Linked DNA regions of Homo sapiens: all the other regions are linked to region 1. A link is a loop called in an ENCODE intact Hi-C map of the cell type or tissue named here. Cell type or tissue: ovary. All regions are shown on one strand.

The links. A loop is a pair of places that touch in the nucleus more often than their neighbours do. Peaks named below come from ENCODE experiments on the same cell type or tissue, not always from the same donor. Only the 100,000 strongest peaks of a DNase experiment are listed, where the experiment ranks them.
Region 2: a loop joins it to region 1, with 2.3 times the contacts of the local background. A loop is called at or near these places in 7 of 110 quality-filtered maps.
Region 3: it touches region 1 in a loop (4-fold over the local background); 49 of 110 quality-filtered maps call a loop at or near these places.
Region 4: a loop joins it to region 1, with 2.0 times the contacts of the local background. A loop is called at or near these places in 8 of 110 quality-filtered maps.

The regions. Positions count from the first base shown.
Region 1 is chr2:189,577,487-189,585,486 of GRCh38, forward strand. It overlaps SLC40A1 (solute carrier family 40 member 1), which reads right to left and starts at 3,300. Exons shown (of 8, transcript NM_014585.6): 1 at 2,932-3,300; 2 at 2,327-2,394. The coding sequence starts at 2,974. RefSeq lists silencers at 3,254-3,313, 3,384-3,553. In ovary, a CTCF peak has its summit at 3,406; DNase peaks (open chromatin) are centred at 2,962, 3,385, 4,133 and 4,504; H3K4me3 peaks cover 4,452 bases; H3K27ac peaks cover 6,669 bases.
Region 2 is chr2:189,490,243-189,498,242 of GRCh38, forward strand. No RefSeq gene overlaps it. Among named protein-coding and RNA genes, the nearest start is that of WDR75, 53 kb to the left of the region's middle. In ovary, no CTCF peak of the experiment used is centred here; no DNase peak of the experiment used is centred here.
Region 3 is chr2:189,468,528-189,476,527 of GRCh38, forward strand. WDR75 (WD repeat domain 75) reads left to right here. Exons shown (of 21, transcript NM_032168.3): 15 at 1-42; 16 at 817-912; 17 at 1,549-1,718; 18 at 2,292-2,351; 19 at 5,659-5,805; 20 at 6,190-6,281; 21 at 6,686-7,025. The coding sequence ends at 6,890. Among named protein-coding and RNA genes, the nearest start is that of WDR75, 31 kb to the left of the region's middle. In ovary, no CTCF peak of the experiment used is centred here; no DNase peak of the experiment used is centred here.
Region 4 is chr2:189,501,509-189,509,508 of GRCh38, forward strand. No RefSeq gene overlaps it. Among named protein-coding and RNA genes, the nearest start is that of WDR75, 64 kb to the left of the region's middle. In ovary, no CTCF peak of the experiment used is centred here; no DNase peak of the experiment used is centred here.

The DNA of each region.
Region 1 (8,000 bases):
TCATGTTATCAGATATAAGCAACTGGCCCCTCTTTTTCACTGTCTTACACTGTCATCTTTTTGTTATTAGATATCTTTTTTAAAGCCCATACTAAATTGTATTATAAGCTCCTTGACAATAGTATCCACTTTTTTTTTTTTTTTTTGAGACAGGGTCTTATTCTGTTGTCCAGGCTGGAGTGTAGTGGTGTGATCACAGCTCACTGCAGCTTCAAACTCCTGGGTTCAAGCAATTCTTCCACCTCAGCCTCTCAGTAGCTGGGACTACAGGTGTGTCTCATGACACCTGGCTAATTTTTAAATTTTTTTTTGCAGAGACAGAGTCTCCCTATGTTGCCCAGGCTGGTCTCAGACTCCTGGGCTCAAGGAATCCTCCTGCCTCCCAAAGTGCTAGGATTACAGGCATGAGCCACTGCACCTAGCCAGGATCCACTTCTTACACTATATTGTATTTTGATAATATAGAGTAAAATGCATTGATCCATTGGCAGATAGAAATGAAGTCAGAAATAAAAGGCATTCAACCCCACACAAAACTAACCTGAGGCAACCTTCTACTCTAATGCCCCTACGTTCAGTGCATAAGAAATCATGACTTGGCAGGGTGGGACGGAAAATGCATATATATATAATACATATACACACACACATAATACAGAAACATAAATGTTTTGTTGTAACAAAATCAGGCAGAGTGCCACACAAGAGAAAAAACATAAAAAGCATAATTACCTAGTGTTAGAGACATTCCTCTTTTGCACTCCTTTGCAGCGGAAAGGAGTAAAAATCCACTAAACCTTATATGATTGTAGTTGCTGCTGTTTGTTTAATCCAACTTTCTCATGAGAACTTCCTTTGCTTGACTTACTGTAAAGTTGGGATAAGCATGTGTCACCTTTCTTGTGGGACTTTTAATGAACATGACAAAATATCCTCCTGGAACAACCACGGTGCCACTGGTTTTCTGGCAAATCTGACCTCCTAACCTATTAACCAAAGGTCACATAAACCATAATCAGAACTTGGAAGAGAGGCATCTTCTTCCTCTAAGAGCAAGGCCAGACCACAGGCTGAGAATTTCAGATACTATTCCCATCACATGTTATTAATACTTAATATTTACTGAATTAAACTGGGGGAACAAACTATTGCTTTTTATTTATTAAGGGTTGTTTCACTAGGTTTCTACTTAGCATCATCAGCTGTTGGAATTAAAACAAACTCACACCAATTCCACTTTGTTTACATGTATTTGCAGAGTCACCCCTGTGTAAGCCTCTGGTAAGATAGGAGCTTGCTTTTCTAAAATGTCATCTATAAACTGCTATTTCTTAGAGAACCAATAATGTAGCTTAACAATTTCTCAAAGGTATTGGGTATAGATTTCCTCTTCCAGTGGTTTCCATCCATGTCTTAAGGATGATCCAATATAAGTTTCCAATTTAAAAGGAAAATAACATTCAAAAAATTTACTCTCAAAATTCTTTCCATTCTTTTTAAATACATATGAGCCATGGACAGAATATAGCCAGATTTATTGCTTTTAAACAATAATTGTTTAATGTTAAAGATTCTAATCATCACTGAACATATATCTAGCACCCTTCTAGTTTATTATTTTTCGGAGAGAGTTTTAGGAGCCCAGATCTACAGAAACACTAGGTCTTTTCCAGGACAACCTAGAAAGTCAGAGGGAAAACTGTAAATCCATTGCTGATATTCATTGGATGATTAATTTTAAGATAGCCTCCACTGCCCCAAACTTTATCTAACTATAGATAACATTTTTAAAGACCAGAATTTTTGTCACTCAGATATTTGTTCTGGGGGTCATTTATGTTTCAATTAATCTTAGAATGTTATTATTAGCTTAAGTCAGTCACTCTACCATTCTATTGTATTCTCATGGTGCTGCACGCTGGAACTAAATTTTAACAAAAAAAGAAAACAAAATATTTTAAAATGTGAAGAAGAGAAGGTATATGAGACATCCATCCATCTTTTGTAGCAGATATGTCTATTTACCAAAGCTACTAATGCAACATAAAATTTAAAAACAAGGCAAATATTCCTTTCCTTGATAATCTTGTCTGGATAGTTGTCTATCTACATAAACTACGATGATCTGATAATTAAGTTGCATTAACTAACACTCATGGGGAAAGATCTTCGATGTAAATAACGTTTTCATTAAAGCATGTGTACTTGGATGATTTATTTCTTTAACTGCTTGACAAAACTGGAAGTTGGCTTAATACAACTGGCTAGAACGAAAGGAAATAAAAAATTGCGCAACTGTGTTGTAAGACTATGCATTCTCACTTACCCAAGTAGAGAGAGAATGACCAAGGTAGAGAAGGAATTTTGCAGAGGTCAGGTAGTCGGCCAAGGATCCTGCAAAGACACAGGCGGGGTGACAAAAAGCGATGGTAGTCACTTAATGAGCTGAGGGCAGAATGCTTATCCATTTGATCTCATTAGAACATGATTATTAAAAACTACTTTGCAGGACAAACCACGTACATTTTATCAAGTTACCTATGAACCGATGTATTTCGTTCACTTAATACCATTCACTAAATTCAGTTATTGACCTAGTCAATAACTGCCCAACTTCACATTTCACATACAGTGAAGAAACTCTTGTTTCAGCATTCTTTTTTGGGTTGGTTGGTTTGTTTGTTTTGTTTCTTTTTTACACAAGGCAATCCAAACTGCCCAATCTACTCCATCCGTGCCTGTGTGCAAACCCCTTTTCCCACACCCTGAATTTCCTTTCTTCCTTAACGTCCACCAAATATGAGTCAAAGGATCTTTTTACAAAGCTATGGTTCACAGCAGAGCCACATTCCTCCAGAACTCGTGTAGAGTTGCTTGTCTCCAAAGCCCCACCTGGGTTTCCACCATATGCTTTCGGTCAACGACACTCACCACAGCATCCTCTCTGGCGGTTGTGATCTCCCGCCCTGGTCATGACACTAGGCGACCCCGCTGGCTCTTCTGCGGCTGCTATCGCTGCTGCTGCTCTCGCTGAGGTGCTTGTTAACAGGAGTGCAAGGAACTGGAGATAGCACCTCTAAAAACACAACAGCCTTGGGCAAAAAGACTACAACGACGACTTTGGCAAAGAACAAAAGAAAAGGGGCCCAGGGATTTTCTTTTTTCCTTCTTTCCAAACTTAGCTAACACTGTAGCTGAAGTTGGAAAGGCAAAGCCTTATGGAAGCGGTTTGGGAGGCTCAGCAGGTCGTCCGAGCCTAGCGGACGCCCTGAGCCAGCTCTCTCCGCCGCCGCCGCCGCCGCCGTGGGCCGGGCCCAGCTCTTATACCGAGTCGGGGGCGGAGCTCCCTGCGACCTCCGACTGGGGCCGCCCCGTCCCCTTCAGGGCCGCCCGGGCGTCCCCGCGGCGCGAGACGAGCTCCCGTCAACCTTGCGCGCCGGGCCGTCCCCGCGCCCTTGCCCGGAGGAGTCGCCCACCCCGGGCGCAAGCGTCCAACCGGCCGCAGACACCCTGCGCGGCTTGCGGGGACCTTCGCCTCGACGCGTTCCACTCCCCGGGTTTTCCTGCTCTCCGGGAAGCCGCGAGGGCAACCTCGGGGGGCGGCCGTGGGGCTGGGAAAAGGAGGAAGGCGCGTGGAGCCGGCGGGGCGGCGTAGGGAGATTCTGCGCGAAACTAAGCGTCAGGTGCTGGAAGAAAGCGCTGCGCACCGGCTACCCCGCAGTTCAGGGAAAGGGCGGCCGCCGGACGGTCGCAGTGCAAAGCTCCAGCGCGAGCTTGGTGGGTGGGGATTCCTTTTTTAACGAAAATAATTTTTAATACAGGTATCTAAATAAATATAATTCATGCCACAGAGGCCGCTTTCCTGGCCGTCCCATTCCGGCCCGCCTGCAGCAGAGAATGCCTTTCCTTCCCCGGACTGCATAGCAGGGCTTCCCTCAAAGAACCAGAATCAAAGGGCAGGAAGGGGGCGCAAAGATCAGAGTCCATCCCTCTTGAGAGGAGCAAACGGAGGCTTGCAAAGGTGAAGTCCCGCAGCGAGTTACAGACCTACCCGTATCCCCAAACTGGGGCCTCCAAATCCGTCCTGGAGACAGAATGAGGATGCTGCAGCCCCAGCAAACCCTTCACCATCATTCCTTCTCCCTCTGTACCCTCTCACCCCGCCCCCACGCGCGCGTCCCTTCCCCACCTAACCTCCAAATGCCCCAGTGACAGGCTTACCAGGAATACCGGTTATCCCAGTTGTGTCCCTGGATCTGTCCCTGTCCAGATAAAGCCATTCGGTGGCCTCCTGGAGGGTGAGGTGAATGACTAAAGAACACCAGACTCTAGCCTTGGTTGACTTCGTTTTAATCCTGCTGTGCCAAACCAACCCCTGGGGCATACCAGCCCCTTTTGCCAGTAGGTTACCTTACCCTTCTTAATCTCACGAAAACCCTGGTAGTGGATCCTACATATTGAAACTCCAACCAGATGCCACACCTTGAGCACAGGCCAGACTGACACCCAGTAGTGAAGGGAGCCACGCATGAGTATGTGCCCTGTATCTGCACTCTCAATCAGGAGCCCCAAAGGTCTACGGGGTGGGTGCAGCTGGATTCGGTTGGGATGTGGTCTGGTGAGTAGAGATAGGGGTTACAGTTTAACTACTGCTTTTCACTGCTTTTTGCCTTTTCAAGCCCTCTTTTTTCCTTTCTTTCACACGACATTCAAGTTCTTTCTCCCAATTTAGAGAGGTTTTGGTTTGCTAACCGTGGAGAATAGGGTCATTTATACATGCATCCTTGAGAATAAACCAAAGTATACTCAGATGAGTGAACTAAAGTGAAGGAGTGAACTGGTAAATAAACCCCTCCACTTTATGGCGATCCCTTATTAGAGATGAATTTTTTGACAGGTCCTCAACAAGGCACAAAGGATAGTGATAGTTTGCACATTTGTCAGAGTGTGTCTCAGCAACAAGGACCTCCAAGTGCTTTACATTAATTATTACATATTATAAGAAGGGGTGTCATGCTGTCCCCAACTTCCAGGTGGCTTTTTAAAAGTTCGGTTGGTTAAAAAAAAAATTACTTCCCGTAGACACTGTTTAAGAAGTATTTGTGGAAAGAGTGGCTAAGTCAGCATATACCTCAAAATGTGATATGGAGTCTCTGTTCTCCATTGTCACCAAGGAGTCCCCAGAAGCCAAAACCGAGAGAATGTTATAAAGAACAAATGGGATACTGCAGTGAAGCAAGTAGGAAAGATACTTTGGAAAGAAAACAAGCAAGGTTCATGACATTAAAACCAGTGAGTGAGCTGTGGAAGGGGAATCTTAAATCCTAATTAATGAGAATAGTTGAGATATGTTAGTTGGGGCTTATGAAATGGAAAGAAATTGAAAATGAAAATAGAATAAAAATCCTCAAACTATTCAGAAAGTGCAAAATGACAGAATTCTTTTGGCTTTGACATGCTAGGTTACAAAGCACCGCTTTAATCACAAGACCCTTCGGGCTCTTCCTCCTTCTGAGAAAACATTTGACCAGTTGAAAATTAAGATTTCTTCCAAAAGTCATATATATGTTTTTGAGAACACAGAACATACAACATTCCCATCAATTTAATCTAACTAAGAAAGTCATGCAAGTTTTAAGTCAGTTTACAAAAAATAGTAGATACCCTAAAGACCATGTGCCAATTCATTTTCAACATGTTTTAAAGTTTGTAACTAGGTTAACCACCTTTTTAAAAATCCCAGCCAGAATAAAATGTATATGGCTATTTAAAATTCATTTAAAGTGTTTATAGTTGGGAAATAAAAACGGTTTTATCATTTCATTTTTAAGTTGTCTTTTCACTTACCGGCCAGGCATCCTCAGTTTCCTCTGCCATATCAGATGTGCTCACCAGGACAAAGGCAGAATAAAGAATGGTCACTATTCCACTGCTCTGAAGAAAAAAAGTAATAGGGTTATCACCAACTATTACAGGAAGGGCTCCAATCCAGGACTGTGCTTCTGTTGGATGTGAACCTTTTTACATTAACTTAGGAGCTATAAAGCCACGTTTCCATTCAAAAATCTTTCTCAGTGTTACAGGCAAATTTCAAGAACGGTTTTATATTTCTATAATATGAATGAATGGCTCTTGAGAAGTTTAAGTTCAACATCTACTTTAAATTACAGACATCCTATTGAAAGATAAATATCCTCCCAGGTCTTCATTTTGTTTGAACATTTCAAATAGATTTGACCTTGCGAAGTTTCTTATGAATGCTGGCTCTCATTGGGGGTGCTCTCTTGCTTCCTCTCTCTCATACACACACACACACACACACACACACACACACACATATACACAGTAGTCTACAGTTTCTAGTTGGAAAAATTAAATACAGAATTCAGAAGATTCCAAAAGAAATATACTCCTAAGGCAAATCCATAGAGACAGAGAGCATATTGGTTGTTTTCAGAGCCTGGGAGGAGGGAAGAATAGGTAGTGACTGCTTTATGGGTGTGTAGTTTCCCTTTGGGGTGATGAAAATGGTCTGAATCTAGATAGTGGCAATGGTTTTGCCACAATGTGAAATAATAAAAGTCACCAAAATGGCTCAAGTGGTGAATTTTATGTTATGCAAATTTTAGCTTGATTAAATATATATATATTCTTAAAAGGAAAGTTTGCCATTTTTCAATAATGGTATTGATTGAGATAAATGTAGGCCAAATGTAGTCTCAGGAGATCTTAATCAAATAGAAAGAGACTGTAGAAAGAAAAAAAGAGAAGTCTTGTCCATTACGCTGACTGGAAACTAAAACATGGAACTAAGTTAACTGTTTAGTTTTCTCCATATACAGCCAGAAAATACATAAAATTCTATTTAATAAATATTTCAGTCTCTTAACTTTTGCCGTGGATCGTCACTTTTGCTGTCTAATCTAACTCTCTCATGTTACAATGTCAAGTCTGTTCTCCTGTATTCTGTCTGAATTCATTAAAGCGCAAAACAAATGCTTGGTATCACCACAACAGTATCCCCTTCACGTTCTCCAGATGCTGCTCAGCCTTGCCTTCCTCAGGTTGTATAAACAGGGATGGATTTCCCAAGTGTTCAGTTATTTTAGCTGGTATTCTCGATGCCCTTTTCAACAGCAATTTGATTGCAAGCCCCTCACAGAAGACAGCACAGAACACCTCATCCATCTAAGCAGAGTTCCTGTTAACACATTCTCATATCTTCAATCTTCCTTTTCAGACACTCTACACTGTTTCTAAGCAGCACCTTGAAGCTGATCCCTACTAAGCTGGCCATAAACATATTCATGAAGATTGCATTTTGCACTGCTGTCAAAAAGTTCAGAGTTCCTTAATGTTTTGTTTAGGACATAGTTCATGTTTCCAGTGCAAGAGTCCCTGTTTCCAGCTCCCTCCCCACCCCAACCTCTTAGTGGTATGATCTTTGTGTTTGTTCTTCTGTTTTGTTTTTTTTTTCCAGTAAATACTACTTCCATACTGCTGATTTTTCCCTTATCAAGTCTCACAAAATACCCAATTATTACAGCATGTCAATTATGAGTGCAACATAGTAAAAGATAATGATGTCTCTCAGTCATAAAATCCCTAGACAATATCCTTAGTCTTGGGTCCTTAATTTGTGCTCACACAATAGTGTAATAAGGAAAATCCTAGAACTATAAAGACTTTTATCATGTGACCTGGACAAAGCCCTCTTCTCTGATGCAATTAGGAAATACTGGCTACAGTAATTATATCAGCATTTAAGAAAAGTTAAAAATACAGTATGAAGGCCCCTCCCAAGGATGTCTGTCAGAAATATTTCATTGCAGTGTTATCTACACTGAATCAACATATATAACAATAGACACCATATATTTGGAGCACTATACAAGTGGAAGATATGACACAAGGTGCTTATCAGATATTATTTTATTTTCACAACGGCCCTATGAAATAATACTGATATTATCCCCAGTGTACATATAAGGAACTGAGAC
Region 2 (8,000 bases), 87 kb before region 1:
ATATTATGGGAATTACCAAAATGTGACATAGAGACATGCAGTGGCCACATTCTGTTGGAAAATAGTGCTGATAGATTTTTATCAGGGAAGCAAAAGCACTTCCACAGCAGAATCTTTATATATTCATTGGCTAAGATTGAGTCATTTGGCCAAGATAATCTAGAAATCAAGTGTCTGGAAAAGAAAAAGAACAACAGGATTATAGACTGGTTATAGTGCATCCTCTGGAGCTGGGCAGATTGCTGCCTGTAATACTGTGCTTCATAACAAGCAATTCCCCAAACCTTTGTGGTTTATAAGAACAAGCATTTGTTCCCCGCTTATGGACATGTAGGTCATTAATGACTCTGCTAGTTTTGGTCAGGACTGACTGGGCTTGGATCCAGGACATGTATGGTACGTGTATGTTTTTATGTCTTCCCTGCATATAACTTTTTCTTTTTTGAGACATGGTCTTGCTCTGTCATCCAGGCTGGAGAGCAGTGGCATGATCACAGCTCACTGCAGCCCCAACCTCCTGTGCTCAAGCAATCCTCTCATCTCAGCCTCCAAAGTAGCTAGGACTTGACTTTAGGTGCAAGCCATCATATCTGGCTAATTTTTGTACTTTTTGTAAAGACAGGGTTTCACTCCATTCCCCAGGCTGGTCTCAAACTCCTGGGCTCAAGAAATCCTCCCATCTTGGCTTCTCAAAGTGCTGGGATTACAGGCATGAGCCACCATGCCCAGCCAACTCCACATATATGTTCATTATGGCACTACTGGCCACCCATAGTATGTTCTTCTCATGGAAAATGAGAGAAGTGCAAGAAATCAGATAAAAGCACACAAATACATTTACAATCTCTGTTCGTGTGATATCCAGTAACATTCCATTTGCCAGACAAATCACCTGGCTAAGTCCAACATAAATGGGGTGAGGAGACATACTCTGTACACTCCATTGGAAAGTGCTACAAAGTCGCATGTCAAGAGGTGTATATGCATAATTCAATTGTAGAATGGGAATGGATTGGGAACACAGATCTAATCTATCACCTCATTCCAAACAAAACTGGTACCCTGACAGCAAGCAAGAAAGGAATGATTATTGGCTAGCCATGCAATTGTATCTTCACATTAGAGTAGTTGTAAAAGCCCTTACGAACTTAATTGGCAGGAGAAAAAGGAGAAAGTAAGGAAATGGTTGAGTGACAAATTGCTTTCCCGGGCAGAGGTTTTCAGCTATAACATTAATGCTGACTTCAGGAGTGCAGAGCTGGGTGCATCTACCCCAGAGAGTGAGTTCTGAGAGCCTTCTACCTTCAACTGCATGCTCTTCATGTTGAATTAAAAGTATTTTTTGAGCATGAAGAACATGAGCCTCAAACATAACATTTCCTACGATTTTTTTTTTTTTTTTTTGTATTTTTAGTAGAGACGAGGTTTCACCGTGTTAGCCAGGATGGTCTTGATCTCTTGACCTGGTGATCCACCTGCCTCGGCCTCCCAAAGTGCTGGGATTACAGGCGTAAGCCACCGCGCCCAGCCATACGATTTTTTTAAAGTCAGGCTTTCACATACTTTCTAATTCTCCCATCTCACTTTTTTTTTTCAAGTAATTTGGTTGGGTGCAGCTGCTTATGCCTGTAATCCTAGCAATTTGGGAGGTCGAGGTGGGTGGATGGCTTGAGGCCAAGAGTTCTAGACCAGGCTGGCCAACATGGTGAAACCCCTTCTCTACTAAAATTATAAAAACTAGCTGGGTGTTGTGGCGTGTGCCTGTAATCCCAGCTACTTGGGAGGCTGAGGCAGGAGAATTGCCTGAACCTGGGAGGTAGAGGTTGCAGTGAGCTGACACTGGCCCCAATGCACTCCAACCTGGGTGACACAGTGAGACTCTGTCTCAAAAAAAAAAAAAAAAAAAAGTAATTTGTTTTGAGTCAGCACCCTTGGAGTTTATCCACCTAAGAGAGAAACAAAGAAATCAAAAGTTAAAAATGCAAATCCCTCCAGAGTTTCCAGAGTTTGCAGATATTTTAAATGTGCTGAAGCAGCGCTGGTTATAGTGGGAGCCAGCCTCCAACATGGTCCCCAATGATCCTCTCTTCCTAGTATTCAGATCCTTGCATAGTCTCCTTCCACATTGTGCCAGACTTGGTCTGCGTGAACAGTAGTATACAGCAGAAACAACAGTAGGTCACCTCTGAGATTAGGTTATAAAAGGCACTGCTGCTTCTGTCTTGAGCACTCTCTTACTCTCTCCCCTCGATTTCTCTCTCAGATGACTCGCTTTGAGGGAAACCCATTGCCATGTTGTAGGCAGGTCTGTGGAAGGTCCAACATGGTGAGGAATTGAGTCCTCTCACTAATGGCCACCTGATAAGGCATCTTGGAAGCATATCCTCCAGCTCAGTCAAGCCTTCAGATGACTACAGACTTAGTCGATAGCTTGCCGGCAACTCTGTGAGAAACCCTAAGAGAAAACCACCAGACTAAGCAACTCTGGATTCCTGACTCACAGAAAATGCCTAAGATATGTTTGTTTGAAGCTGCTAAGCAGTTGGCATAATTTATTACACAGCAATAGACAACTAATACCATCACAAAAATATGCAATCACCAAGACCCCATTGGAAATGTTAACTCAAGAACACAAAGACTTACTTGGCACTCACAGATAAGGAAACTACCACTGTCAAATCTGCTGCCCAACATTCATAAAACTAGTGTCTGAACACTGAAGGGCTCATGTAATAAAAAGCCAATACCTAGTCAATGACCACACTGGCACGCAGCAACAGTTGAAGCAAAAGATTGTGACCTAGGCCTCACTTTCTCTTCCAAATCTCACATCTTACACAACTATTTGGCAAAACCTAATTTGCATCTAAATCAGTAACTGCAAGAAAGCCTTGGAGGTACAAGCTTTAGCTTTCCAGGCTGTGTTCTATGGAAATGCGCAGTGGAAGGAAATTAAATGGATATTGAGTGATGCTTCACTATATCTACTATAGTGGGCTATTGTGAGCTAATTTTTTCAAACATTTTGAAAATCTTAGATTTAAAAAAGATAAAATTTAAAACCAAGACACTTATTACCAAAATTGGCTCAGGAAGAAGTATAAAATTGGAATAAATCATAACTATTAAAGAAGCCAAAATAATCCAAATTCTTCCTCAAAAGTTGCTAATATGTTGACAGTTTTATAACCATGCTTTATCAGACTTACAAAAAAAGTTAACCCCTATCCTAAAACACAGTTTTTAAAAGAAGAGCAAATATGAGCATATACAAAGCGACTTGACTTATTTCACAAAGCTGAGATAATTTTGACACCAAAACCTGGACAAGGATTGTATAAGAAAAGAAAATCATAGGTAATATCATTGATAAATACAGATGCAAAACTCCTAAATAAACCATTAGTAATTTGCACTCATTTAATGTACAAAAATAGCACTATATTATTTGTGGATCTAGGAATTCAAGGATTTTCCAGCATTGCCTGTTTATGGAGGTCTTGGGCATATAAGTAATCTTAAAATTCTTGGTAATAAAAGAGATTCCCAAGGAAATAAAAAATAGACTACAAAAAGTGATTTTTCTAGTTTTCTAGTCTAGAAAACTTAAAGTGATTTTTCTAGTTTTCTCTTTACTTAAACATCTTGCAGAGGAGACCTCAAAGGAGCAGCCAGTGAAATATGGGCAGGGCTGGGAAAGAGGGATGTGTGGTCTCAAGATAGCCGAGAGAAGAAAGTACACCAAGTGCCCACATGCTCAGACGTCAAATAAGATGAGGACTGATAATTCCTATTGCTTCTGTACTATGGTGGTCACTGGTTCTATGATAAGCATAAACTCAGTGGAGTGATGAGACAGAAGCCTAATAGGAATGGGTTGAAAGAAATATAAAGTGAGAAAATGGAGCTGAGATGACAGAAAATTCACTGAAGTGAAACCCTAAAGAAGAACAGTAAATGGGTTGGTAGCTTGACTCTTAAAAGGAATGGGATAAAAGAAAGATTGTGTTTGTATTTGTTGTTGTTATTTAAGAATGACAGATACTGCAGCATATTTGATACCAAAGGAAATAATCAGTAAGTAAAAGTTAAATGGTGCTGGAGAGACGAGAGATAATTTTGGGAGCACTCCTTCTCCTTCAGCCATAAACACCTTGCCAATTTCCAACTCAGGTGAAACTCAACTGTCTGCCACTCTCCTGAACTCAGCTAGGCTGAACACAGAGGAAGAAAAATACACAGCTGATCTCACTTAAAATCTGTGACCACATATCTCAAATGGGCATTTAACACCAACCAACAATCCTACCATATTTCCTTACGATGGTTTCTCCTGTCTCTGAAAACTTATTCATGTCCTTCTCCTCCTTCACTTTTAGTTGTTCACTATGTCTCATACATCACAGAGAAAATAGAAGCTATTAAACATTGTCTCATCGTCCCCCCACCAAATCCACCTGCTTTCTGTATCTGCCTTTTTTCTTGTCTCTCCAAGTGCTCCAGACTCCACTTCTTTATAACAGGAAACTGGCTGAAGGATAACTGCACACATTAACTCAGAACAAGTTAGGCTTAGAAGAAATAATAAACACAAAATAAAACTGAAAATCACTAAGCCCATATACAATAAAAATTTGAATAAAATTAATGAATGAATTCAATCTCCTTGAAAAGATTAGATTTGCAAAATTTGACATAAGAAAATTAAATTTGGTAGTAATAACATTATATGGTCTGGCTCTGTGACCCCACCCAAATCTTATCTTTAATTGTAATTCGAATTGTAATCTCCATGTGTTGGGGGAGGGAAGTCATGGGAGGTGACTAGATCATAGGGTTGGTGCCCCCATGCTGTTCTCATGAGAGTGAGTGAGTTCTCATGCTGTCTGATGGTTTTATAAGGGGTTTTTCCCTGCTTCGCTCTGCACTTCTCCTTCCTGCTGCCATGTGAAGAAGGACATATTTGCTTTCCTTTCCACCATAATTGTAAGTTTCCTGAGGCCCCCTCAGCCCTGTGGAATTGTGAATCAGTTAAACCTCTTTCCTTTATAAATTACCCAGTCTCAGGCAGTTCTTTATAGCAGCATGAGAACAAACTAATACAGTAAATTGGTACTGGGAGTGGGACACTGCTATAAAGATACCTGGAAATGTGTAAGCGACTTTGGACTTGAGTAACAGGCAGAGGTTGGAAGGGTTTGGAGGGCTCAGAAGAAGACAGAAAGATGTGGGAAAGTATGAAACTTCGAGAGATTTGTTGAATGGCTTTGACCAAAATGCTGATAGTGATATGGACAACAAAGTCCAGGCTGAGGTGGTCTCAGATGGAGATGGGAAACTTGTTGGGAACTGGACTTGGACTTTTGGTTTAATGCTGAAATAAGACTTTGGGGAACTGTTGGGAAGGCATAATTGTGTTTTGAAATACGAGCAAGATAAGATTTGAGAGGGGCCAAGGGCAGAATGATAGGGTCTTGCTCTGTGTCCCCACCCAAATCTCATCATTAATTATAATTCGAATTGTAATGCCCACAGGTTGGAGGAGGGACCCCATGGGAGGTGACTAGATTATGGGGGTGGTCCATCTATGCTGTTCTTATGATAGTGAGTTCTCAAGAGATCTGATGGTTTTATAAGGGGCTTTTCCCCGCTTCACTCTGCACTTTTCCTTTCCTTCCCCTTCCACCATGGTTGTAAGTTTTCTAAGGCCTCTGCAGCCCTGAGGAACTGTGAGTTGATTAAAACACCTTCCTTTATAAATTACCCAATCTCAAGCAGTTCTTTATAGCAATGTGAGAATGAACTAACATAATGCACCCAAATAAAGGTCAAATATGAGGTGCCATCATCAACAAAAATCTTAATTGTAAAATTTACACAGAAAAGCTGTCTCTCAGAGAAAATATTTTCAGTAAAATAAAAACAAAAATGGAAAGTAATATTTTAACTGCAAATATCCATCAAAGCTATAAACAAACATGAAAGTGCCGATATTTAGAAACAAAATCAAAACAATCTTGTACAAAAATATTGTGAAAAAATTGTCCCACAGAAAGGCCAAAATATCCTATACTAATGTGATGCATTTCTTCCCAGACCTTTTCCTATGTTTTCAGACAGAACAGTGGAGTCCGGTCCCCATTTCTTCAGTTTAGGATTCCCAAGCATTTGTAGTTTGTCAGTCCCATCTCTTTCTTGCCACTGCCACACCAATAGGTTCCTTAAGGCTAATAGATGTTCTAAGGACATCGTAAGAAGATGTCTAAGGTGAGAAACCCTGTGGTGGCAGAAAGAAAATGCTTGTGGCATTGGGCTGGGCATTGTCATGATGGATGATCAGCTGGCAAGTCTGTGGTTCAGATAGAAGACAGTTCCTCTAGAGAGCAGATTGAAGGCACAGTCCCTGGAGGTGAGCCATGTGAAATACTCTGTCTTAGGAAGTGTGGATAGTTGCCTGACTGGCAAGGTCTCTGGTCCAATGTGGCTCTGAGTACTCACAGCAGTCCTTTCTTAGACCTACTGGCCTTCCACCTTCTGGAGAGGGGCCCTCTTCTGGGTGACATTTTCTATATGGAAACTCCTGGTGTCCAGGCTGCAAATTTTGCCTTCCTTTCCTAGCCCCTGGCTTCCTTTGTCTGCTCTTTTTTGCCCTATACACTTCTCCAGTTTCTCTTGTAATATCCTTTAATGTTCATTAGCAAGAACCTCAGTGTCTCATTAAAAACTCAACTCAAATCACTTGCAGAGATCTCTCTTCCTCCAAAGGAGTCCTTCCATTGAAAAAAGAAAAAAATTTTCAAAGCAAAAGTAAAAAATCAAAGTAAGCTGAGAATTTATTTTTAAGTATATTTATAAAATAGTATTTAATATATTATAAAAATTGGATATATCAGCCAGCCATGGTGGCTCACGCCTGTAATCCCAGCACTTTGGGAGGCTGAGGTGGGTGGATCACCTGAGGTTAGGAATTTGAGACCAGCCTGACCAACATGGTGAAACCCCATCTCTACCAAAATACAAAAATTAGCCAGGTGTGTGGCAGGCACCTGTAATCCCAGCTACTTGGGAGGCTGAGGCAGGAGGATCACTTGAACCCAAAAGGCAGAGGTTGCAGTGAGCTGAGATTGCACCATTGCACTCCAGCCTGGGCAGCAAGAACAAAACTCCATCTCAAAAAAAAAAAAATTAGATATATAAGAGATTATAAACATATTTCCATGCCAATAAAATCGATTACATCATAATTTTAATGCCTACATAGTATTCTAATAAACTAATGCATTATATTTTATTTATACTATCTCCCATCTATGTTTTAAATTCTTCACTACTCTAAAATAATGGTACAATAAAAACTCTTACAGAGATTTCTGTACTTGGATGATATGTTTCTTTGGGTTACATTTCTAAAAACCATTTACCAGAAGGTTGGAAATAATAGATTATCAGTATGTTTACTGAATAACTCCGCTGAAAAGTGAAGAAAAGAATGGAGAAAAATGTGGAAAGAGGAGAAAGTCAATCTAGTAAAATTTATGACCATATATTTTTATTTTATCTCCTCTTAAAATGTTTTATATTAACTTTTGAATAGGTAATAGATGCATATGGTTAAAATGTTCTTGGATTTTGAAGAATATGTGGAAGTAATTGTCTGCCTGTCATATGTCTTCTAGTTCCCCAGTTCACCTCTCCCTAGTTTCTCATTTATCCTTTTAGTTATTAGGGTGAACCATGCAGAAAAGCCATTTTACAGATCAAACACAGTTTAAGAAAATATAATGTGGTTCTATTCAATATTAGATGCATATACTTTTTAAAACATATGATCATAATATACTCATGATTCTGCCATGTATACCAGGGTATTTTGCCATAAATCTCTTTTCTTAGTAGGGATAAAGTATCTGAAAGGCAGTTTTTAAAAATTAAAACTGTCAAGGAATGTTAGATAAGTGGAGTAGAGGAGGGGTGTGGTGTTATTCATTTCCCTAAAA
Region 3 (8,000 bases), 110 kb before region 1:
AAAATGGCATTCTTTGCTGTTGGAATCTGCTGAGCTGTGCATGTAAGATATTTTTTACTCTAAAGTGATCTGGCAAAGCGCATAAGGAGTTGACATTAAACTTTGGCATTTTAGGACTTAGGGATCATATCATCAGGTCTGTACTTGGAATAGTCAGTTTTTTACGTGACATATGATGCCACCAAAATTTGGAATACTGGGCCTGTAATAGACATTATTTATTAACTGCTTAATTGTTGGTACGTCAGCTTCCATTATCCTTACCTTTTTCTACTGTTTTCAGTGTGTGTGACTTTCTGATGCCCTCCATATTCCCCATCCTCGTAACAATTTGAATAATGTTTTCTGCTCATTTTTAATACTTACTAATCTACATTATCCCTGACAGCTTAAATTCAAATGTAGTCTATCACAGTCCTAACAAATGTGAACTTAGTGGCATTTTACCCATTTGAGTGTATGTTTGGAAGGCATAGTAGCTGCTTATAAATGAATGTGTATGGTAACTTTTTTCAGTATTCTTTACAGTTAACTCTGGTTAACATACTGTACACATTTAGCAGCATCAGAAAAGCACTAGACATAAATTTCAATGAAATAATAATCTTTTCATAGTTTGTACAAGGAGCACTACAGTTCCAGTATGTTTTTCTTTCGGCCTCTCACTTTAGTGCAGCATTCTACAAATCATTTCAGTGTGTCTCCATGTGTGTTAGTTGGAAGCATAAGATTCCTCTTCCTAAGAATAAGAGAAGTTTTTTAAAGCTTTTGGTAAATCTTTCCTTAGAAGTGAATCACCTTTGTTTTTCCCCTCAGTGGAGTGGAATGCAAAATTAAATGTTAGAGTTATGGAACCCGATCCTAATTCAGAGAATATTGCTGCAATCTCTCAGTCTTCAGTGGGTTCAGACTGTAAGTACAAACCACACTTTGTAGTAAGAGAACATCTATGACCTAAGTTTTCTTCTTAATATAATTTGAGCCAAACTTGCCTTCACATCAGATGTTAATTGGAAGCCATTTTGCTTGAGGCACGGCCCTTCTTTGCCCCAACACTTTGTCATTGTGTGCGTCCATACTTAGTTCTAGGAGAGCTCCAATATGTTTCTTATTTTTCCACAAGCCAATTCGTACTCAATCTTTAAAATTCAAGAGATTTCACCAGTTTGACATATTTCCAACTGCCCCTGAGAAGCTTTAATTGGTCATCCTCTATGTTCTTGAAGCAGTTTCTACATATCTCATTTCTAGTACTTACAGACAAAATACTACTGTAATAATATTTTGGTTTCTGTCTTCTGCAGTGGGCCCTGGCCTCTGGAGCACGAATTCTTCTTTCTGTTTTTCATCCTCATAGCCCTCATTCCTAACCTGCCTGGCCCATAGTAGGAACACAGTAGATACCTCTTGAATCAAAGCCTAAAACAGTCATGACTTGGGCCAGTTACTCAATGGGGTGAGTCCCAGGATTAGTGTGATCTGCCAGTCTGAGGCTAGAACTAACCTTTTCAGGCAAAATGTTATTGTTTCTTTGTTTTTTCCCTCTAGTGTTTGTATTTAAACCTAGTGAGCCAAGGCCATTGTATATTCAAAAGGGTATCTCCAGAGAGAAAGTCCAGTGGGGAGTGTTTGTTCCACGAGATGTCCCTGAATCCTTCACCTCAGAAGCTTACCAGTGGCTAAATAGATCCCAGTTTTACTTCCTAACAAAATCACAGGTAACTGCCTCCCTCAAAAAAGGCGATCACTTTGTACATGGAATTTTAGACTAATAGCCCATGACTATTGGTGTGAGTTTGTTTCTAGGTGAAACAGCTTCATTAAAGGATTATTTCCCAAAAAATTGTCTAATATGCTCAGTACAGCAGCATTATTAATGTAAATGTATTACCGTTTTACCCCACACTTTTGAGGTTCCTTAGGTATTGCTTGTATTAACTCTGTGACAGCAAAAAAGCAGAAGACAACTAAAATACTTTAAATTGCATGATTCTTTTTTCTTTTTCTTTTTTTTTTCAGTGTTTGATTTGCAATTTTTAAAATGGTGGCTTGAGTTTTGTCTGTCAGTTATATTTTTTATTCATTACCATTTCTTAAGTATCTCTCAGACATAATCTTGTAACTCTCATCGTGGTTATTAAATAGGTTTAAATCTTTTATTCCTTTTCTGTTGTCAAATATATATATCAAAGTGAAAAATTTGACCTTCTCATTTTTTAACACCCTGTAACACCTTGTTTAGATTTGCACTCTACAGTTTGTCTTTTGCATCATTAATTCTCTCTTTTCAGAGTTTATTGACATTCAGTACAAAGTCTCCAGAAGAAAAACTCACACCAACAAGCAAACAGGTATGTTTTAGCCATTCATAGCAGGATGTATTGCCTCCCTAAAAGGATACAATTACCTTTTAGAAGTCAACTATGAAAAAAATATTTCACTTGGCCCTAAAATAGAATTAAAAGCCATATACTTATAAACTGATATGTGTCTCTTGAAAGTTTTAGTGCTCTTTTAAAATTATTTTAATTTATAATATCAGTAATATATAATTCTGATTTAAAGAGTCAAATATTTTTACAAGGCTCTTCAGAAAAAACTTCTCCAACACCACTACCATTACCCACAAAGACAATCACTCTCAAATCTTTTAGCTGAAGTTTTTATTTAACTCTGAATCTCTAAGAAATCTCTAAGAAATGTTTATATTTCTAATTATAGGTTTTTCAGATTTAGGTATTATCTGTTAACTCTGATCTATTGACGCTGAATTTTTAGCTGTTTTTCACATCAGCACTCCCTGCATATACACAACACACACTTTCCCTACTTGTCCCCCAATTTTCCCCATATGGGTAAATGTTAAATTGGTTAGTTCAGTAGTCATTGTCATAGCTGTGTTAACACAATTCATAGCCAAGCCATGTAGTAATAGGCAGATTGTTTTTCCTTTTGTGACCAAGTTTTTATTTTCTGTGGAGTTAATGATTGCCTTGTTTTTTCATTTGCTTAGTTTTCTATTCTCATGTAATTCAACCCCAAATTCTGCTCAAGTTGTGTAAGTATTCTCTCAGTGTTTTCAGATACATTAGGTATTCTTTCAAGTCATAAAGGATTATTTCCAAGAGCCTTCTGACTGTCTTCAGTCTGGACTGATTGCTCTGGAAACCTGCTACACAGTAGTCATCCTAGGATCTATATTCACCATCATTCTGGGGATTTGTTTGACCTCTACTCTATTAGTGGTGTGGTTTTTCTCTTTCTTTGGTCACTCCCCTGTTTTGGTGAAGCATTCTTTTAGTGCATTGGAGGTCAATTTAAGACCTTGCATGTTTGGAAATGTTTTTATTCTCTTTCACTTGATTATTATAGAGTTGTAGGTTGAAAATCATTCTCGCAGAACTTTGACATTATTGTCCTATTATTTTATAATTTCCATTATTACTAGAAGACCAATACCATTCTTGTTCTTGTTCCTTTGTCTGTAACTTGGCTTGTTTATTTTCCTTTAAAACTCATTGGATTAATTCAATAATTTTTTGTTAATTATTTACTGTACGCCAGGGACCATTGTAGACAGTTGGGATACAGTAGTGAGAAAAGTAGTCAAGTCTCTAAACTTGCGGTATTCACAGTCCACCAGAAGATAGAGACAGTAAACAACATGCATTAAGTAAAATATGGAGTAGAGAAGGTGGTAAGAATTGTGGTGGGGTAGAGAATAGACGAAAAGATGGCATGCATGGGATGCAGCTTGTAATTTTAAACAGGGAAGTCTACGTAGGCCTTATTGAAAAGATTCTGACTTTTTCTCTGAGTTACATATAGGGCCCCTTGGAGAGTTTTGAGTAGAGAACTAAGGAGGAGCTAATTACTTCTTTCTCTATTCTTTTTCTAGAACTCCTATTATTTAGTGCTGGACTTTCTAGAATGGTTCTCTATTATTCTTATTGTTTTGCCTATTTTTTGTTTGTTTTCTGGAAGATTTCCTCATCTTTATCATCAAATCTTTTTTTCTTTTTCATGGTCTGTTTCCATTACATTTTTTTTTGTTTTTGGTTTGTCTTGGTTGCTGCCTTTCATCTAGAGGTTTTCATCAGAGTCTGATGATTCTTGGCTGTCTTTGGATTTAAAAGTGGGTTAAAAAGCCACTTGGAAGTTCTCTGCCTGTGCAGAACTTATCCCTTGGCTTCCACTATCTGAGCTAATTTATTGAGACAGTCTCAAATGTCATTACAATTGACCCTTGAACAATGTAGAGATTGAAAACCTATGTATAACTTTTGACTTCCCAAAACTTAACCTGAAGCCTTACTGATAACAGTTATTTGTATTATATGTATTATATACTGTATTCTTACAATAAAGTATGCTAGAGGAAAAAAAAAAGTTAAGAAATATCATAAGGAGGCCGGGCACGGTGGTTCTTGCCTGTAATCCCACATTTTGGAAGGCCAAGGCAGGTAGATCACTTGAGGTCAGGAGTTCGAGACCAGCCTGGCCAACATGGCAAAACCCCATCTCTACTAAAAATACAAAAATTAGCCAAGCATGGTGGTGCATGCCTGTAATCCCACCTACTCGGGGGCTGAGGCAGGAGAATCACTGGAACCTGGGAGATGGCGGTTGCAGTGAGCCTAGGTCACACCACTGCACTCCAGCCTGGGTGACAGAACAAGACTCCATCTCAAAAAAAAAAATTATAAGAAAGAGAAAAATATATTTATTCATTAAGTGGAAATAGATCATCACAAAGGTCTTCATCCTCATCTTCACATAGAGTAGGCTAAGGAAGAGAAGGAGTTGATCTTGCCATCTCAGGTCTGGCAGAAATAGAAGAAACTCCACATAGACGTGTTATTCGAACCCTTGTTATTCCAAGGTTAGCTGTATCTTTAGGTCTTACTTAGGCTGGTCAAATTAACCATAAAAAATTCTATGCGTTCCTGCCTAAAGGATTTAGACCTACCTGTCAGTGTTCTGAGAACCCCCTACATGAAGTACAACTGCCTAGATATGAAGATACCACCACCACCACCACCGCTATCCATACCTAGCCTAAAGATGTAGAGCCCTCTGCTGGGGCTGAGGAGGAGCTGTGGGGTGCTTTCTAAGTAGACTTTCCACCAGCCCGTCTGGTTTGTCTAGTCCCATTTTCACCCCACATCCAGAGTTACTATTATTACCAACTCCTGAGCATTTGCAGGATTCTGTAGTATGAATTGGGATGCTTCTTGGCTTTCCCTACAGCCAGCTTAGAATTGTGCTTTCTCAGGTCTACTAAGTTCAATACCATCCTTCAGCCTGCTCTCCAGTTTCCAACATGTTACTGTTAAGGCCTTTTCCCTCATTTTCTATCATTGTGAGTATGTGCCCTTTGAAAACCCTTTTGCTGTCATTTTTGTGGGATTTGGTGAAGAAGCAGTGGTAAATGCATGTATTATTCTGTCATCTAAGTGTTCACTGTTAGCTCTTCTCATAAGTGGGATGCTAGGCCTCAGTTGCTTTCTCTGTGAAATGAGAGGATCATACTAACTGGATAATTTGTAAAATTCCTTTCATCCCAGACTTTTTATGATTCTGTAGTACTTACTGTTAAGTCAAACACAGTTCTTCCTTTTTTCTGAAATAATTTCTCTTTGTCTTAAATCCTTAAAGCTGCTAGCAGAAGAAAGTCTTCCCACAACCCCATTTTATTTCATATTGGGAAAACACAGGCAACAGCAGGATGAAAAACTAAACGAAACTTTAGAGAATGAGCTGGTACAACTACCCTTAACAGAAAACATACCCGCAATTAGTGAGGTAAGTAATTATGAAAACCATGTGAAACAGATTAAATGCACTTAAAGCACCTGAAGTTGGAGTTTTGACACAGTCAATCTGTAATTTGTATGCTGTACAACTTTAATACCCAAACTAAATAACTAACAACAAACCGAGTAACTTAACCTTGTGATCTGGGATTGTTTTGTCCTGGACCTGGTGTAGGGATAGGGGTGGTTGTTGGCATAAATGTAGGAAGGTAGAAATGTATTTTTCTTTGGTTTGGCTTTTGTATAGGGAAAGCCTTTTCATGTTTCACTCTTGGCATTTACAATAAAAGGGACTCCGTGAGGACACTGTAGGAACAGACTGCGGTGGAGGATAAGCTTTTTAATTGCAACCGTGTTTTCTGTTTGACTCCAGCTTCTTCACACTCCAGCCCATGTCCTGCCATCTGCTGCTTTCCTGTGCTCCATGTTTGTAAATTCATTGCTGCTGTCTAAAGAGACTAAGAGGTAAAGCAGTTCTTAAGACAGGTTTGGACACTCTCTTTTGGGAAACAGGATCGTTTGTGTTTATCCTTTTTTAGAGTATTCTTCCACTGTATTTCTTTTTATTTCATAAGTTTTAAAATAGATTTAAAGGCTATAGGATTATTAAGTCAAGTAACATACATTGAAAATAAGTTTCAAAAAAGATCTTGTATGTGTGTGTTTTAAGGGCTTGGTACATAATTTAAAATTACATGTTTGTAAATTCACCTGCTCTTTTATAAATAACCCATAATTTTTAAAGTGTACTTAGTAACAAAATTCTTCATTTACTTTGTGTGATTATATTTCTACATAGGTGTCAAATTAGAAAGTTACTGTTTAGAAACATTTAATAGTGTTTATATTTTATTCTGTTATTGTTAAAGTGCTAAGGAAATTCCTGAAGATGTAGATATGGAAGAAGAAAAAGAAAGTGAAGATTCAGATGAAGAAAATGATTTTACCGAAAAAGTCCAGGATACAAGTAACACAGGTTTAGGAGAAGACATTATACATCAGTTGTCAAAATCTGAAGAAAAAGAACTGAGAAAATTTAGGAAAATAGACTACAGCTGGATAGCTGCCCTTTAAGCCTTGGAGATGGGGAGGATCCTTGGACTTTGTGTTTTTGATTGTATGTTGATATTCTAAAAACATCTATTTTAATGTTATTTCTGTTCTAAAAATAAGATAATAAATATTAACAAACTTTGCTTTTTTAAAAAACTGATAATATGAACATGTATTTGCATCATGCTTTACAGTTACTGGATCATTGATATACCACATCATCTCATTTTTTTATTTTGAGTCACACATCAGCCTTATAAAACAAGTAGGTATTTTCTTCACAGGTGATACAGCAGAACTGAGACTTGAACTGTACAGCATATGTCCCCTAAGCTGCAGTTTGGAGATACGAAAAGATTTGAAAGTTAAAAGGCTTTGTTGACATAATTGTTTTAACACAAATTCATTTGGTGGCCAAATGTGACCTGAGCTGGAGTGAGGTTTCTTTAGTCCTGATTTATTCCTCTTAGTGTATTTATTTCTCTCAGAGAAATTTAGAGACGAGTTGATTATGTGGTGTTCCACAAACCTCACTGAGGATATTATATAATAATATGGGCTGCCTAAAATTCTGAATTCAGATGATCTGACCCAAAGTCCAGTTGCTAGTAGAAAACGATCCAGATCCCCTGTTTTAGTTAAAGCAGTGAAGCTGCTACATCTTAACCACCTAGCATTTTGAGTTTTCCACTTCCCTAATGCACTTTTGTAAAATTTATATTTAGAAGTTAGCACAAAAACAAAGCGTTTGTAAGAGCACATCTCAATGAATGTTCACAAAAATTGCTGCAAATGGCTTTTTAGTTTGTGCTGTAGACCAAATGTTTGTTGTGCCCCCCTAAAATTCAAATGTTGGAATCTAATCCTCAATGTGGTATTTGGAGATGGGGCCTTTGGGAGATGATTAGGTCATGAGACTGGAGCCTTTGTGAATAGGATAAATGCTGTTACAAAAGAGACACTGGAGAGCTTCTTTGCCCCTTCTAACACGTGGGGATACAGCAAGAAGAAAACCATCTGTGAACTATGAAGTGGGGCCTCACCAAACAGCAAATCTGGTGCCTTTTTGTTAGACTTTCCGACTTCTGGAACTGAGACATAAGTTTCTGTTTATAAACCACCCGGTCTGTA
Region 4 (8,000 bases), 76 kb before region 1:
TACTATACACTTCTTAAAATTACTGCACACTTCAGTATATCTTTCTGCCAGGGAAGACCTTGTATTACCATCAAACAGAATCAGTCGTATTCTTCCTACCTTGTATCCTATGTAAAACCACACACTATCTTCATATCCTTGAAGATGTAACAGGAAACTTGCACCCCAACCATGTGATTTCCATCATAGTAAGAATCTATTTCTAGGGATCTAAAAATGGATCTAACAATGACAAGCTGTATCAATTATAGAGTAAGAAAAAAACCTCGTTCAGCTCTGCTTAACTCACTTTAATATATATTTGTCTAATGTTTGATCATTTTTCAATTAGGAGGAAAATGACAAAAATAATATTTGTTTGAAAAAGTTTGACTTTATAGTAATTCAACAATAATCAAAAGAGATCTAACTTGATGTTTTGACCAGTTGGTATACACCAAGTGCATTGTGGTTTTTTAAAATAGTGACTCGTTTTAATATAAATTCTATTAACACTTTCTTCCATCCAAACAATGAAAGATAGTTTAGAAATTTCATTCAAGGGCATGATTTCTCTCAACCACTGGCTATAGTATAAGATGATTTTAGGCAAGAGATAATTTAGAAGGAATTTACAGAAAACAGACTAATGATTTTTCTAGGATAAACATGAATTAAAATCACATTTATTTTCTTATGATTTTCCCAACTGTAGCTATTCACAAAAACTTTCTAAGTTTTAGCTAATTGACTTTTAGTAATACAACATTTTATCCCACATTGAGACTAGAAAAAAACTTTCATCATAACAGTTTCAAAACATTTAAACTTTTGAATGAGCCAATGCCAGTCATACAGTCTTCATTATTCTCCACCAACATCTGGGAGAGTCAGTCCTTCAGCATGAGTTTAACAGGTTAGCTTTTTAATAACGCACTCCAATTTGGTCAGGTGACAAAACACGAGATGAATTTTTTTTCAGCATAGCAAATTAAACCCATATAATTTGTTAACAGTAAATTTTAGTCTGATTATAAATGTTATAGATTTCATGATCCCATTATAGCACAAATGAATTAACTTATATTTTCCATTTTATGAGTCTATTTTCAAGCCAACCATCTGAAATTACAGTATTTAATAGGAATATTTAAGAAGTATATTATTGTTTTAAAAAATATGCCAGATACAAAAGTTTTTGCTTAATTCTTCCTCTATTCATATTTAAGAAAGAATCTAAAATGTTTGGGAAACTTTTTAAAAGAAAATGTCTAGTTGCTAGTAATTACCCATTATCTAAAACTTTACATTTTAAAATGTTTAGCTGCGCACTGTCATGAGGTGTTTGGCAAGCAGTTTTGAAGCTCAGAGGCCTGAAACTCTCTGAATTGACATATTTGGTAAACAAAGTCTCTTTGAAGTGCCTTCCTCCAGTGATTCAGTCTGAATAATGTAAACAAGAAAATAATTGGTAACACAGAATTAGCTACCAGACTTCCTCTATCCTAAAATGCACTTTCCCCTTAAGCTGGCAGGGGGTGGCGGGGGCATGTTTTTGTTTGTCTGTTCATTTGTTTTTATTAATTCCCTCTTCCTTCAGGGAGACCTGGTGGGGCCTGGCACTACCAGACTCCTCAGGCCCATCATCTGCTTACGGCTTTCTTTTTTTGAGACGGAGTCTCGCTCTGTCTTCCAGGCTGGAGTGCAGTGGTCTCGGCTCACTGCAACCTCCGCCTCCCGGGTGCAAGAGATTCTGCCTCAGCCTCCCGAGTAGTTGGGATTGCAGGCACGCGCCACTACACTCGGCTAATTTTTTTGTATTTTTAGTAGAGACGGGGTTTCACGGTGTTAGCCAGGATGGTCTCCATCTCCTGACCTCGTAATCCGCCCGCCTCTGCCTCCCAAAGCGCCGGGATTACAGGCGTGAGCCACCACGCCGGTCCTGCTTACTGCTTTCTAAATGTGCCATGGCCCAAAAAAAGTAAAGAAACTGTTTTCATATTAGAGGTAAATCTTACAATCAATGATGTTTGCCTAATTGGCTGCGCTTACCAAGTATATTAAACAAACTCCTTTTAACCTCTTGCTTTCTTGAGACCTTGCAGAGAATGTGTTAATTACATTAACATTATTGGCACTAAACCATGACTTAAGTTTACAGGTGACCTTCAAATAAATATTTCTGTAGCCTAGAACTAGACTTTTACTGCCACCATAAAGCTTGCCTTAAGGAGAAGACATTCTTGAAAAAAATCAAAGTAGGCACAAATCAAAGAGACTCATTTTCTGTGCTGCAATTATTTTTCTTAGTTCCTCTGAGGCAACTAATCTGCTATTCAGATTAGTTGAATTCAAACCTTGAATTCTGAAATAGACAACCAAACAAGATGGTTTTTGTGCAACTAAATGACCAGCCATAAAAGACCAAGCTGCAACTGTAAACCTGAATGATTGACATATGTTCTTCTTTTCTTTATACTGGAAAACAAAGTTTTACCCAGTTCAGAATGCCTAATCAGCTGTTATAAAGACTTCTCAACTAAATAATTGGTTTATATTTTGGATTATTACCTGAAATAATATATGACTTGGTATACTTAAAAAGTAATGATTGAAATAATAGGTATTAGCCATCTTTCCATCAATTTGAGGATTTCCCTATTGTTTTTTAAACCTGGTTAACAATTCCCCTGAACTTTAATTAAAACAAAAAAGATATATGGTCATTTCACAAAGATAACTGTATAAATCAACCATCTCACCTCCATTATATATATAAAAAAAAAGCTAATGCAGATGGAGGCACCCCTAAAATTAGAAGACCTATATATAATGCCATGACACACGCTGCATAAGTAGCTTTGATGAGAAGCTGTATTTTTCTAGGGGTATTTTTAACCAAGTGAAGAGCAATTATTGGCCGTGGAAAGACAAAACTTGGTGTTGCAACACCTGGGATGAAGGCCCTGCTCAGTCCCTTATTAGCTAGGAGACGTCGGGTTAGTCACTTAATCCTTCTAAGCCTCATTTTCCACAGCTGTCAATTAAAGAAAAATAGATTACTTCAGAGAGTGTTTGGGGATTCAAATTACATAATGGAAATGTATATGCTTTGTAAATTATAAAATTATCTATGAATGTTACTTAACGACATTTTAATACTAAAATCTGGCTGTACAGGTTTTAGGGATTATTTAAATAATCGGAAAAGAAGGCTGGGCGTGTTGGCTCACGCCTGTAATCCCAGCACTTTGGGAGGCCGAGGCAGTTGGATTGCCTCAGGTCAGGAGTTCAAGACCAGCCTGGCCAACATGGCAAGACCCCGTCTCTACTAAAAATACAAAAATTAGCTGGGCGTGGTGGCTGACGCCTGTAGTCCCAGCTAATCGGGAGGTTGAGGCACGAGAATCTCTTGAACCCGGGGGGCAGACGTTGAAGCGAGCCGAGATCGTGCCACTGCACTCCAGCCTGAGCAACAGAGTGAGACTTGGTGTCAAAAAATAATAATATAATAATAATAATAATCAGAAAAGAAGAGCACCAGAAACTGAACTTGGCACAATTAAGTATGAAGCCCTCACAAGCCATGCTTGCTCCCAAGGCTGGTGGACCCACTCCAGGACCCCGTGCCCTCTGGCTGTGGAAGACGCACTCCATGGACACCTGCAGGCTGAGGAGACAAAGTTCAGGCTTCTTGTTATTAGTTGGCTTCCTCACTCACTCTCTGTGCTGGGTTCTGGAGATATAGTGAGCACAAAAAGCCAAGGCACCTGCCCTTCTGGAGCTTAGCGTCTAGTACAGGAGACACACATTTATCAAATAACCACTCAGATACCTAAAAACAGGAAAAAGCCTTTAAAGACAGAGTTCAGAAGTTCTGAATAGTGTGAGAGTTGGACTTAATCTATTTTTTGATGTTGTCACTGTGGTTTCCAGAGGAAGTCACATTTGAACTAAAATATAAAGAATGATTAGACAACAACTAGATTTGGGGAGAGGAGCAGAAATATTCCAGGCAGGGGGAAATGCCTTCTAAAAGGCCTTGAGACAAAAGGACCTGGAAGGTGAATGTGTTGTTGGAGCCCAAGCCTGGTGGCTGCAGCAGAGGCCAGCAGGGGCCGTCTTTATCTAAGAGAAATGGGTCTTCATTATAGGATTTAAGGGAGAAAAAAGATAAGATTACTTGATTTAAGTAACACTGTGGACAATGGATTGGGGGATGGGGAGCAGGAGTGAATAACAGGAAGTTTGATTAGTATGATAAGTTTAATTTGATGAAGAATGTGATAGTGTCAAAAGAAGTAGGAGTGATATCCCGTATCTATGGACATAGATTACAAGAGTTTAGGGATAAGTCTTCAGGGCCTTCAAATTTAAGGTCTCAGTAGAGAAAGATAAGACTGAAAGGAAGTGGTAAGAAAGCAAGAGGGACCTTTAGAGGGTTTGTTTGGAGTCAGGAAAAAAAAATGCTACTGAGTGGTCAAATAAGACCATGACTGAAGAAAAATGCTCATTGCATTTAGTGAGTGGAGGTCATTAGCAAGAACTATGTCAGGGGACAGATGGGGACAAGAGCCAGATAAAGACTGACAGGGATTAAGGAAATGGGATCAACTTGTTTTTAAAAATTGGTTGTGAAAATTAGAAGTAAAAGATCATAACAGCTGAGAAGAAAACTAGTGGGGAACTATTTGGGACATTTTATTCACCCCTCAAATTATAAGAGCCAGGTCACTTAGTTTATTGGTCTAGAATGTCTTTCTCCCTTCTACTTGGGGTAAAGTTGGTCCTATTTAGACTATAGCCTTAGAGAGTATTTGAGGAGGAGGATGGAGATTAGATGAATATATATATAGACTATTAAATTTAAAAGATGAGTGAGTTATTCATTCACTCACTACCAACAAGCCCCACACCAGGGCTTATGGTTTCTAAAAGCTGCTTTCAATGGTATGGTTGTGGAAGAACAAAAAAAGACGCAACATTTCTTCACATAAGTCTGGAGCTTCCCTCTCATTCAAAGACTTCTTTCCTCACAACTATGCACAGCCATGTCCTGTTGCTTCCTAACACCTCTTGTGGGTCCATCTCACCCATCTCTGTCTTCAATGACTTGGAAACTTTCCCCTTACCTAGTCAGGTAAGGGCCCTTGGGGCCCCACTACTTGCTCTGTCTCAGTCACCATGATTCAGTCTTTCTCTTACTGAGGGGAGACTTCCTCAAGCCTCTAGCCCTTGGTGTTATGCTAGTCTGTGCTGTGTTAACCAAAATGAGATTGCAGACCTTCTTGTCACTCTGACAGCTTTCCACTATGACTCACTGATAAGAAATCGCATGTCAGAAGTTAACAATTGGAGCTTGTCTTGCAGGTCCTGCTGATCCCAGCTTACAAACATAGGTTCAACACCTTCTTAGACTCTGCGGCCTTTTCTGCGAGGTTTCTTCTAGCTGAACAGACCTGTTGTAGGGAGTATAGTATATTCTGCAACTCTGATGTATTTTCTAAACGTAAATTTATTTTCCATTACTGACCTAATTTATTAGCTAGTTAATGAAAATAATGAGAATCCCTAAGGATCCCAAATACTTTATGAAATTAAAAAAAAATTAAAGAGTATTCTGGAAGCCATTTCCCTACTCCTGGGCTGCTGAGCTCTCAAGTGAATCTAGAGTACAAACATGAAGGCTATATCTGTGGGGAATGTGTTGGCTTCTGTCTTTGAAAGGAAACAAGACAAATAACTTGTACATGGTATTAATATATTTTCCAATTTGGAAAAAATCCATAACTTAAGTCAGAAAATTGTACATTGTAAAATAAAGGCTGGGCACGGTGGCTCATGCCTATAATACCAGCATTCTAGGAGGCCAAGGTGGGAGGATCACTTGAGCACAGGAGTTGGAGACCAGCCTGGGCAACATGGCAAAACCCTGTCTCTACCAAAAAAAAAACAAAAAACAAAAAACAAACAACAACAACAACAAAAACAGGCATGGTAATGTGTGCCTATAATCCAGCCCCTGTAATTCCAGCTACTTGGGAGGCTGAAGGAGGATCCTTTGAGCCCAGGAGGTCGAGGCTGCAGTGAGCTATGATTGCACCATTGCACTCCAGCCTGGGAACAGAGTGAGACCCCTGTCTAGTATAAATAAATCAATAAAATACAATACAAACCAGGACAAAAGACGTGAACAGATATTTTTCTGAAGAGGATAAATGGATGGCAAGTAAGCAGAAGAAAAGATACTGAACATCATCAACCATTAGAGAAATGCAAATTAAAACCACAATGGAGATCATATGCAGTGGCTCATGCCCGTAATCCCAACTTTGGGAGGCTGAGGCAGGCAGATCACTTGAGTCCAGGCATGTGAGACCAGTCTGGGCAACATGGCAAAACTCTGTCTCTACAAAAAATACAAAAATTAGCCAGGTGTGGTAGTGCACGCCTGTCATCCAGCTACTTAGGAGGCTGAAGCAGGAGGATCGCTTGAGCCTTGGAGGCGGAGGTTTCAGTGAGCTGAGATTGTGACACTGCATTCCAGCCTAAGTGACAGTGAGACCCCTGTCTCCAAAAAAAATTTTTAAAAATGAAATAACACTACATACCTAACAGAATGGCTAAAATTAAAATAATGACAACACCAAGTGTTAATGAGGATGTTCAAAAACTAGATCACATATACTTTGCTGGTGGGAAGGTCACTTTACTAGAAAACAGCTTGGCAGTTTCTTATACATTTTAACGTGCAATTAATATTCAACCCTGCAATTGCACTCTTGGGCATTTATCCTAGAGAAATTAAAACATATGTTCATACCAAAACCTGTACATGAATGTTCATAGCAATCCTTATTTGTAATAGCCAAAAACCTGAAACAGACCAGATGTCTTTCAACGGATGACTGATTAAACAAATGGTGGTACATCCATACCATGGAATACTACCCAGCAATAAAAAGAAACAAACTATTGATACAACTTGGATATTCAGATAATTGTGCTGAATGAAAAAAGCCAATCTGAAAGATTATATACTATATGATTCAATTACTGTGATTTTTTGAAATGACGATTTTATAAATGGACAGATGAAAGGTCTATATATAGAGCGAAGTGAGTGTGGTTACAAAAAGGCAACAAGGGGGATCCTTGTGATGACAGAATTGTTCAGTATCTTGACAGTAGTTGATATGGTTTGGCTCTGAGTCCCCACCCAAATCTCATCTTGTAGCTTCCATAATTCCCACATGTTATGGGGAGGGATCCAGTGGGAGATAATTGAATCATGGGGTTGGTCTTTCCTGTGCTGTTCTCATGATAGTGAATAAGTCTCATGACATCTGATGGCTTTAAAAAAATGGGACTTTGCCTACACAAGCTCTCCCTTTGCTTGCCACCAACCACATAAGACATGACTTGCTCCTCTTTGCCTTCTACCATGATTGTGAGGCCTCCTCAGCCACATGGAACTGTGAGTCCAATTAAACCTCTTTCTTTTGTAAATTGCACAGTCTTGAGTATGTCTTTATCAGCAGCATGAAAACGGACTAATACAGTAGATCGGTACCAGATGGGGGATGTTACTGAAAAGATACCTGAAAATGTGGAAGCAACTTTGTAACTGGGTAACAGGGAGAGGTTGGAACAGTTTGGAGGGCTTGGAAGAAGATAGGAAAATGTGGGAAAGTTTGGAATTTCCAAGAGACTTGTTGAATGGCTTTGACCAAAAGCCTGATAGTGATATGGACAATCAAGCTGATAAGTGATAAGGTCCAGGCTGAGGTGGCCTCAGATGGAGATGAGGAACTTGTTGGGAACTGGAGCAAAGGTGACTCTTGTTATGTTTTAGCAAGGAGACTGGCAGCGTTTTGCTCCTGCCTTAGAGATGTGTAGAACTTTGAACTTGAGAGAGATGATTTAGGGTATCTGGCAGAAGAAATTTCTAAGCAGCAAAGCATTCAAGAGGTGAGTGGGGTGCTGTTAAAGGCATTCAGTTTTATAAGGGAAGCAGAGCA